Linked DNA regions of Homo sapiens: region 1 is linked to region 2. Evidence: read pairs that join two places in POLR2A ChIA-PET (ENCODE). Cell type or tissue: CD4-positive, alpha-beta T cell. All regions are shown on one strand. Each heading gives the region's core, and the rest is flanking DNA. Links, peaks and the distances in the headings are about the cores only.

The links. ChIA-PET counts read pairs that join two places held together with the same protein. Peaks named below come from ENCODE experiments on the same cell type or tissue, not always from the same donor. Only the 100,000 strongest peaks of a DNase experiment are listed, where the experiment ranks them.
Region 1: POLR2A ChIA-PET joins it to region 2 with 6 read pairs; 2 of 35 experiments call an interaction of 5 or more read pairs at or near these places.

The regions. Positions count from the first base shown.
Region 1 is chr12:47,568,291-47,573,732 of GRCh38, forward strand. No RefSeq gene overlaps it. Among named protein-coding and RNA genes, the nearest start is that of RPAP3, 140 kb to the right of the region's middle. In CD4-positive, alpha-beta T cell, for the core only: no CTCF peak of the experiment used is centred there; no DNase peak of the experiment used is centred there.
Region 2 is chr12:47,362,219-47,367,660 of GRCh38, forward strand. It overlaps LINC02416 (long intergenic non-protein coding RNA 2416), which reads left to right. Exons shown (of 4, transcript NR_183615.1): 2 at 5,074-5,206. It overlaps MIR4494 (microRNA 4494), which reads right to left and starts at 2,051; the gene lies at 1,968-2,051. In CD4-positive, alpha-beta T cell, for the core only: no CTCF peak of the experiment used is centred there; no DNase peak of the experiment used is centred there; H3K27ac peaks cover 1,499 bases.

The DNA.
Region 1 (5,442 bases), core at 425-4,424, 210 kb after region 2:
TAAAGATATACACAATAACATCAAACCCCGTACACCCACCAGTCAGCTTAACAAATAAACCAAATATACATAATGCCTAATTGAGACCCCTTGCCTTACTCTGTTGAGACTGCTAAAACAAAATATCGTAAACTGGGTGGCTTGTAAACAACAAAAACTTATTTCTCACAGTTCAGGCAACTGGAAAGTCCAAGATTAAGGTGCTAGCAGATTCCATGTCTGGTGAAGGCCCGTTTTTGGTTGACAGGTTGCTGTCTTCTCACTGTAACTTCACACAGTAAAAGGGGAAAGGGAGCTCTCTGGGTTCTCTCTTATGAGGTACTAATCCCATTCATGAGGGCTCCATCCTTGTGACCTAATCACTGTACAAAGGCCTCATCTCCTAATACCATCACCTTAGGGGTCAGGATTTCAACATACAAATTTGGGGGACACAAACATTCAGTTGACAGAACCCCTGTTTTCTCTTCCCAATTTTATCCCCTCACTTTCTGCCAGATGTAATCACTATCCTGTTTTATATTTCCATTCCCATTCGTATATTTTTTTTGATACATAATAACTGTACCTATTTATGGGATACATGTGATATTTTGAGTCATGCACACGGTGTGTCATGATCATATCAGGGTAACTGGGAGGGTCCCATGCATATCTCTGTTTTTCACTCTACATGTATGAATCTGTATGCAGCATATACTAACATTTTGCATGTTTTCAAGCTTTTAATTTGTCAGTACACATCCTTCTTCAACTTGCTACTTTCACTACATGGATAAAAACTTTAAATCAAAGATTTTTATCTCAAAAGAGGAGTTGCCAGAGAAGTGTCTACTCAGGATAATTTGCTGTAGAAACAGCAACACTAAGCCTTGCTGGCATGCAAATTCTTCTTAACTAAAGAGAAAAATGCAATAGGACTTCTCAGGGCCAGGTACATTCCCTCTTCTCCCTCTTACTTTGTGAGTGTTGTGAGTTGAGACCAAGATTCTGGAGAAACCAAAAGACATCTCCAGGCATGAACTCCCTTAACTCCATCCATCCTACCTCGAACTAATCTATATCTTCACTCATCCCCTGAGGAAAGGAAATCCAAGAAATAACATACCAACTTTGGAGTCATTCAATCATTTGATAAATATTTACAGTTGGGGTGGGCATGGTGGCTCACGTCTGTAATCCTAGCACTTTGGGAGGCCAAGATGGACGGATCATTTGAAGTCAGGTGTTCAAGACCAGCCTGGCCAACATGCTGAAACCCCAACTCTACTAAAAATACAAAAATTAGCCGTGCATGGCGGCACGTGCCTGTAGTCCCAGCTACTAGGGAGGCTGAGGCATGAGAATCGCTTGAACCTGGGAGGCGGAGGCTGCAGTGAGCTGAGATTGCACCATTGCACTCCAGCCTGAGTATCAGAGCGAGACTCTGTCTAAAAAAAACAAAAAAAATTTACAGTTGGACACCATCTTTCATTTGCACTACTATTTTAATAATTATGCACCCTGGTCTGTTTACCCTTTTTCTTTTCTCCTATATCTTGTTCCTCTCCCTCACTGCCACTTGAATGATATCTCCAAAACCCAGGTGCAACCCTATCACATCCAGAGTAAGGACAATTTCCTTACCAGCAAGACTTTCCTAACCAGCTTCTGCCACTTCTCCACGGCCTCCTCTCCATCTACTCTTCCTTCAGGAACCCCAGCTCCAGCTCTTCCCCAAATATTCCAAATCCCCATGCACCATGTTGTCTATGCCAATGTCTCTGTCTATTGTCTAGGTCTACAGTGCTCTTTCCTCTGCACACCAACAAAAGCACTACTTTCCATCTCCCACGGATTCTTCAAGCCCAGCTCCTGAGTTAGTTTCTTGGTAAATCTTACCTGATTCTTCCAAATAGCATTGTCTCTCGACCTCCCTCTGTACTGTCATGGATTTCCCACCTACCTACCACTAAGCTGGCAGCGATCATAGCACTCTGCACAGTAATTCTTTGCAGATCTGAATCCCCCGTGCCAGGCACTCCCTGTGGAAAAGGACTGTGTGCAGTTTTCCCTTGTGTCCTGGCTCACAGAATGGTGGCTGGCATGGGTCCATACTATTGAAGCTTGCTGCATTGATGAAGCCTGTGATGCCAGATGATGTCTGGGTAAGCCAGCTATCTTAAATGAGATTTTGGTATTATCCATGGAGGGGCCCTTAGGAAATGTTACTGAGGTCTCTTTTATAAAATGGCAACCAAATCACACCATTCCAGAGCACTGAAGATGGTTAGATGGTTGTGGTGAATAAAGTAGATGTATCAACAAAAAGCACACTATATAAAGGACTGGGCTTCTATGCACTTTTTTTTTTAAGGAAAGCAAGTTTATGAGAAAAGTAAAGAAACAAAAAAATGACTATTCCATAGGCTGAACAGCCTCCTATGCACTTTTAAAAACAGCTGTATTGGGACCAGTACATTGGCTCACACCTGTAATCCCAGCCCTTTGGGAGGCCGAGGCAGGTGGATCACTTGAGGTCAGGAGTTCGGGACCAGCCTGGCCAACATGATGAAACCCCCAACTCAACTAAAAAGTACAAAAGTTGGCCAGGAGAGGTGGTACATGCTTGTAATCCCAGCTACTTGGGAAGCTGAGGCAGGAGGATAGCTTGAACCCAGGAGGTGAAGGTTGCAGTAAGCCGAGGTCGCGCCACTGCACTCCAGCCTGGGCGACAGAGCAAGACTCTGTCTCAAAAAATAAAATAAAAATAAAAAACAGTTTTATTGAGATATTATTCATGTACCATAAAATTCATCCATTTAAAATGCACAGTTCATTGATTTTTAGTATATCCACAGAATTGTACAGCCATCACCATGATCTAAATTTAGAACATCTTCATCACCCCAAAATGAAACCTCATACCATTAACAGCCACTTCACATTTTTCTCCTTCCTACCTAGGCCCCAGCCCTAAGCAACTACTAATCTACTTTCTATCTCTATAGATTTGCCTATTCTGGACATTTTATAGAAATAAAATTATAAAATATTCTGTCTTTTGTGACTGGCTTCTTCCACTTAGCATAATATACATGTTGTAGCAACTGTTAGTACTTAATTCTTTTTATGGCTGAGTAATATTGCATTGTATGAATATAGGACATTTTGTTGATCCATTTTGATGGAAGTTTGGGTCATTTCTACTTTCTGGCTATTATGAATAATGCTGCTTTGAACATTCATGTACAAAATTTAGTCTGGACATATGTTTATTTATCTTAAGCAATTCACCTAGGATTGGAATTGCTGGGTCATTGGTTAACTCTGTTTAACATTTTGAGAAACTACCAAATTGTTTTTCTAAGTGGCTGCACCATTTTACATTCCCGCCAGCAAAATATGAGGGCCCCAATTTCTCCACATCCTACCCAACAACTGTATTTTTTAGCGAGCCATACTAGTGGGTGTGAAGTGTTATGTCATTGTAGTTTTGATTTTCCTAATAATTAGTGATGTTGAGCATTTTTCCATGTCCTTATTGGCCATTTTTATATCTTGTTTGGAGAAATGTCTATTCAAACCCTTTACCCATTTTTTTCAATTGGGTTATTTCTCTTATTATTATTGAATAGTAAGTTTAATTATATATTTTGGATACAAGTCCCTTATCAGAAATATGAATTGCAAATATTTTCTCACATTATGCAGGCTTTTCTTTCACTTTCTTCATAATGTAATTTAAAGCATAAATATTTTAATTTTGATAAAATTCAGTTTTTGTATTTTTTGTCACTTGTGCCTTTGATTTTGTGTCAAAGAAATCTTTGCCTAATCCAATGTCTAGAAGATTTGTTTTTACAGTTTTTTTCTAGGAGTTTTACACTTTTAGATCTTCTGTCAACAATTTTTAGTTTGTCTATGATGTGAGGTAGGATTCCAACTTTATTCTTTTGCATGTGAATATCCATTTGTCCCAGTATAATTTCTTAAAAATATTGTATTTTCTCAACTTAATTGGCTTGGTGCCATTGTTGAAAATCAGTTGAGCATAACTGTAAGGTCTTATTTCTGTACTCTCAATTCTATTCCATTTATCATATGTCTGTTTTTATGTCAGTAACACACTGTCTTGATTATGTAGGTTTGTAGTAAGTTTTAAAATCTGGAAGTGTCAGTCCTCCAACTTTGTTCTTTTCCAAGAAATTTTCAGTTACCCTAGGTCTTTTTCATTTCTATATGAATTTTAGGATCAGCCTGTCAATTTCTGCTCAAAAAAGCCAGCTGTGATCTTGAAAAAGATTGTAAGGATTGTGTTGAATCTATAGATTAGTTTGAGTAGTACTGCCATCTTAACGACGTGAGTCTTCTCATCCATGAACATGAATGTCTTTCCATTTACCTAGATCTTTAATTTCTTTCAACCATGTTTTGTAGTCTTTATTTTACAAGTTTTGCACGTCTTTTGCTAAGCTTATTTAAACGTATTTTATTCTTGTTGATACAGCCGTAAATGGAATTTTCTTAATTTAATTTTTGGTTTGCTCATTGCAAGTGTATAGAAATACAAGTGAAATCTGTATACTGATTTTGTGTCTTGCTTCTTGCTAAACTTGTTTATTCCTGCTAATATTTTTAGGGGACTCCTTAAGATTTTCTATATACAAGATCATGTCCCCTGCAGATAATATGTATTACTTCTTCTTTTCTAATCCAGATGTCTCTTACTTCTTTTTCTTCCCTAGTTGTCCTGGCTAGAATCTCCAGTACAATGCTGAATAGAAGTAGTACGAGTGGACATCCTTGGCTTGTTCATGACCTTAAAGGGGAAACATTTAGTCTTTCACCATTAAGTAAGATGTTTATACTGGATTTTAATAGACATCCTTTCTCAGGTTGAGGAAATTCCCTTCTATTCCTAGGTTATTGAGTGTTTTTATGATGACAATGTTGAATTTTGTAAAATGCTTTTTCTATGTCCCAAGTGCTTTTGTATCAGTTACCTATTGTTGTATAACAAACAGCCCAAAACTTAGTGACTTAAATTAACATCCCTTTTACTGACTATTGATTTTGCACATCAGCAATTTGAGATGGACTTGGCTAGATTGTTCATCTCCTGGTCCTGCCTGGGACTGGAGCTGGAGAGTCTTAAGATAGCCCCTCTCACATGTCTGGTAGTTCATGCTGGCTGTCATCTGGATCTCTTTTCATGTGGTCTGTCATCTTTAAGGTGACTAGACTATACCTCTTTCCATGGAAGTCTCAGAGCAATGATGCCTGCAAGAAAGTGAGAGCAGAAGTTGCAAGTACTCTTGAAGTCTTGCTTGGAAATCATACGGTGTTTGTTATCCCACATTCTACTGGCCAAAGCTAGTTGCAAGTACAGCTCAGAAGAGTCCCAATTCATGGGATAAGGTACTAGGTGCCACCTCCTCATGGAAGGAGTAGCATTTTAAT
Region 2 (5,442 bases), core at 944-4,943:
CAGAAGCAACCACATATATAATAGCAGCAGTACAATAGGTGAATGGTCTTGCAAGGTAATCACAAGCAAAACCTTTACCAAATGTGTTGCCTTCTTCCCAGCATCTGATATCAGTTTCCTCTCTGTCATCAGCTGACTGCTAAGCCAGTATTTTAATTTTTTTTCAACAGCTTACCACTACTGGCCTCAGCATTTTTTTTTTTTCCAGTCAGGATAAGTTTTTTCACATTGCAGTAGCAACTTTCGCCTGGAATCTCAGTGGCCTTAATACAATAAAGCTGTGGGTCTGATGTGAGTCAGGTGAGTTCCCTGGGCAACTGCCCTGTGTGATGAAGTGGCTCAGTTATTGAAAAGATTTCTGTCGCTGGTTCTGTCATCTCAAGTCATGGGCTCCGAAATTGACCAACAAAGGAAAAGATCACAGGGAAAATTCACACCTGCTTTTCTAAGCTTTGATCCTGAAGTGAGACATATCACTGCTACTCAAAGTCCATTGACCAGGATTGGTTTTACCACTCCACCTAACTAGACAGGACCGGAAGTTATCTCTTCCATCGTCCTCAGCATGTTGAGAGAGCAGAGCTGTAAGATCAAAACAGCCTGGACAGTGGGGCCCCTAAAGTGAGGACCCCTGTCCTGGAGAGTGGCCCAATTGCACAGGAATTTACATGAGTGAGAAACAAAATTTTGTTGAAATAATACCCTGGGATTTGAAAATTTAATTATTCTTGCAACAGTCCATCCTATCCTGATTAATATGGGAACCCGAAAGATAGGAGTGAATGAAACAATATAGTTTCTTTTCCCTGAAGCAATTGTAATTCCAATCAAAATATCAATAGGATTTTTTTGGAGACTGACAAAATGTTGTAAAGGTCTTGTAGAATAATAGAGGAGTGAGAATAGCCAATACAACTGTAAATGAAATAATGAAGAAATAGTTTTATCCAATATTAAGATATTTTATAGGTAGAGAAATTATAAGAAATAAGAAAGCTGTTAATGGAGAATAAAGACCCCAGAAACAGACCCAAATACCTTTAAGAACTTAAAGTATTAATATTAATATAAGGCCATGTGCAGTGGCTCAGGCCTGTAATCCCAGCACTTTGGGAGGCTGAGGTGGGTGTATCACTTAAGCTCAGGAGTTCGAGACCAGCCTGAGCAACATTGCAAAACCCTGTCTCTACAAAAAATATAAAAATTACCTGGGTGTGCTGGTGCATGCCCGTAGTCACAGCTGCTTGGGAGGCTGAGGTGGGAGGATTACTTGAGCCCTGGAGGTCAAGTCTGCAGTAAGCCATGATTGTGCCACTGCACTCCAGCCTGGGTGACAGAGTAAGACTTTGTCTCAAAAAAATAAAATAAAATAAAATATAAATAAGGTGGTATTTTAAAGTTAATGGGAGAATATGAATAATTCAGAAATGTTGTGATGAACATGCCATTGGGGGAAAAAGTGCAGAAGTATCTTATGCCCAAACAAATTCTATGTGGATCAATAACTTGAATGTAAAATATGAAACCATAACAATACTGGAAAAATCATTGATCTTTTTCTCATAATTTTTAACTGGGGAAAAGTGACAGACATAAAAGATAAGATTGATAAATTTACTTATATAAAAGTTAAAACTTTTTCAAGACTAGAATACCGTAAAGTCAAGAGATAAACCACAGGATAGAAAAAAAAAGTCTGCAATTTATATAACAGGAAGAGGGTTAATTTCTTTTATATACAAAGCAATTAAAAAATCAGCAACAGAAAACTGAACAATTCAATAGAAAAATAAGTTTGCAACAAAAACAAAGCAAACAGCCAATAAACACATAACATTTTTAGCTATCTAAAAAAATCAAGGAATGTAAGTTAAAACAAGATACTGTTTTTCACTTTGTATATTTTGCAAAAATACTGGAGCTTGCACCCACCCCACCCAACCCCATTCTATGGTTTTACTTTCTGAGGTTTCAGTTACCTCTGGTCAGCCACAGTCTGGAATTTTCCATTTTGTATTTTCAGACTGCAGATGACCAGGGTAACTAAAACTTCAGAAAACAAAGTATTAAATGGAAAATTCCAGAAACAAACAACTTATACATTTTAAATTGTGCAGCATGGTATAATCCCATGGATAAAGGAGAACTACTGTAAAATGTTGATCTTACTCAAGAGTGTGGGAAACAGGACCACTCATGTATTATTAATGAAATGTAAATTGCTACAACTTTTTGGAAAGCAATTTGGCAATAACTATTAAAATTTAACAAGCACATTCTCTTAAACTCAGCAATTCTCCTTTCAGGAATTTTTCCCAAGGAAACGCTTTCACCAGGCGGCAAATATATACTGTATAGGAGTAGCATGATACTATTATTTGTAATAGTAAAAAAAAAAAAAAAAATTTAAATGCCCATCAAGAGAGGATTAAATAAACTATAGTGGCTCTGTAAAATGGGATATTACATAGCTGTTCCAAAGAACCAATGCATTTCTATGTCTTGATATGAAAAGTATCCAAACTAAACTGTTTTAAGTAGGAAAAAAAGGTAGAATACAATATCATTATAAGTGAAAATTCCTAGAATCACGTTTATACATATATTTATATACATGTATGTATATACATACAAATATCTGAGAAAAAAGAAATAATAGCTATGATTATCTTCAGCTATAATTACATTAAATATGGATTTGTAAGTAAGGAGGTAGGCGTTTACATTTCATACCCATTTGTAAGTTTTACAGCTTATGAATGTGTTGCTTTATGGTTAAAAACAAGATTTTAAACTATTAATCCTTTCATGCAAATATTAATTCTCCATTTCTACCATTCAATCTATATCTCAAAAAATTTGCATATACAAAAAAAACGGACCAAAGTTGTGGATGTTCAGAACATGTTATAAATGAGTAAACGAAGTCACCAATCATCATGAGAGGGGAGCACAATCTTTAGAAAGTCAAGCCCTGTTTCCACAGCAAGGAAAAATTCCCCAGGTTTAAGTGGTAATGGTTCTCTATCAACATTCCAAAAAGAAATTCAGTAATAATAGTAGTAGTAGCTGACATTTACTGAGTAGTGACTAAGTTGGATTCAGCAGTCAGCCCTTTTACACGCATCTTTTCTCTTTTTTTTTTCTGGCAGAGTCTTGCTTTGTTGCCCAGGCTGGAGCACGGTGGCATAATCTCGGCTCACTGCAACCTCAGCCTCCTGGGTTCAAGTGATTCTATTACCTCAGCCTCCCGAGTAGTTGGGATTACAGGTGTGCACCACCACGCCCAGCTAATTTTTGTATTTTAGTAGAGACAGCATTTCACCATGTTGGCCAGGCTGCTCTCAAACTCCTGACCTCAAGTGATCCACCCACCTTGGCCTCCCAAAGTGCTGGGATTATAGGCATGAGCCACGCCAGGCCAGGAATCTTCTCATTGAATCCCACAGACTCCATGTAGCAGGGGCACCAGGGCCAGTCCCATTCTACCAACGAGGAAACTAAGGATCAGAGAGTGAAATTAAGAAATCACACAAGAGACTCAGGGCTTGAGTTTCAAAGCACTTGTAATATGCTTCACTGCTGACTCCACCCCTTACTATGTGTCCTCAGTAAAGTGGCTCTGCCAGAGGCGTTTGAACCAGAGGACTCCATCTTGAATAGGGACTGGGTAAAATAAGGCTGAGACCTGCTGGGCTGCATTACCAAGAGGTTAAGGCATTCTAAGCCACAGGAAGAGATAGGAGGTCGGCACAAGATACACAAGGTCGTAAAGACCTTGCTGATAAAACAGGTTGCAGTAAAGAAGCCAGACAAAACCCACCCAAACCAAGATGACAATGAGAGTGACCTGTGGTCATCCTCACTGCTACACTGCCACCAGCGCCATGACAGTTTACAAATGCCATGGCAAAGTCAGGAAGTTACCCTATAGCATCTAAAAAGGGAGCAACCCTCTGTTCCTAGAACTGCCTACTTCTTTCCTGGAAAACTCATGAATAATCCACCCTTTGTTTAGCATATAATCAAGAAATAACCATAAAAACAGGCAACCAGCATCCCTCAGGGTTGCTCTGCCTATGGAGTAGCCATTCTTTTACTCCTTTACTTTCCTAATAAACTTGCTTTCACTTTGCTCTGTGGACACGCCTGGAATTCTTCCTTGCATGAGATCCAACAACTCTCTCTTGGGTTCTGGACCGAGATGCCTTTCCAGTAACATCTTCACATTCCCCTTCAATAAAATGTGCATAGTAATAAAGCCTACTTGGGGTTGTAGCAGGGATTAACTGAGAAAACACAGGTGATATGCTTAACTCAGTGCCTGTTACATGGTAAGTCCTCAGTAAACGTTAGACACTGTTCTTATTTTTGTTGTTGTAACAAGGCTGTTCATGATATGGTCTCTACTGAGCTGTCCACATTGTTTCCATGCTACCTCCTGGTCACCTTCCACTTCCCCTGCAGCTGCCCACCCTCTGTGCCTCTGTTTCTCCCTTCCCTAGAGCGTTCCTTCCCACTTCCCACCCCTTCTTCACCCACTGCTTCTACTTACCCTTAAGACTTGCTTGAAGTATCACTTCTTCCAGGAAGCTTTCCTTGACTTCATGTGAGTTAGGTGCTCCTTCTGTGAGCTGCAATAGGAGCCTGTGCTTCCCTCTCCTATTGTATTTATCAAACGGCAACACTGTAATTTTCTACCCTCTTAGTCTGCCACCACCCACCAGTCTGTGAGTTCTTGAAATGACAAAAACTGTGATTTCTTTATCTGGGTTCCTCCAGTATTTAGCCCATAACCTGACAATTAATATTTGCTAAATGATTTAAGCGGTGAGTGAAAGAAGATTAGGCAACTCCCATGGCTACTTGTCCTGGGACCTCTGCTGACTACTCCCAGGAGGTTATTCCTTTCTGAAAGTGGGATGTAAGTCAGGCAAACAGAATTATTCATTAAATTATTATTGCTATTTGCTTATATTATTGTTCTAGGTGCTGAGACCACCATAGTGTCAAAAAACAAAATTACAACAAATTTAGTATAAAGATCTAATTGGCTTTTATTAATAATTCTAGAATCAGGCAACATCTCATCCTATAAAATAAAATGGGTTTTCCGATGAGCTGAGAAGACGAGCCTGGCTTTATAGGCAGAAAAGGGCTGAAGAAAACAGAAACAGAGAACAAAAAGCAGATGCTTTGTTTCAAGGTTAGTACCCTGATAGTGTTAAAGCAGAAGGGACTTCCTGGTCATACCATCTTAAGGTAAGCTGCTCCCCTTTTGATTAGTTGCTGTGAATCTCATTCGCTCTCTATTTTTTTTTTTATTAGAAAGCTGGCCTATTTCAGAGTTCAGTTTGATTATGTGGCATTTAACATGAATGACTCCATTCTGGTCTGCTGGGCCTAGTTCAGGAGCCCAGTCCAAAACAATAGTCTCCCATA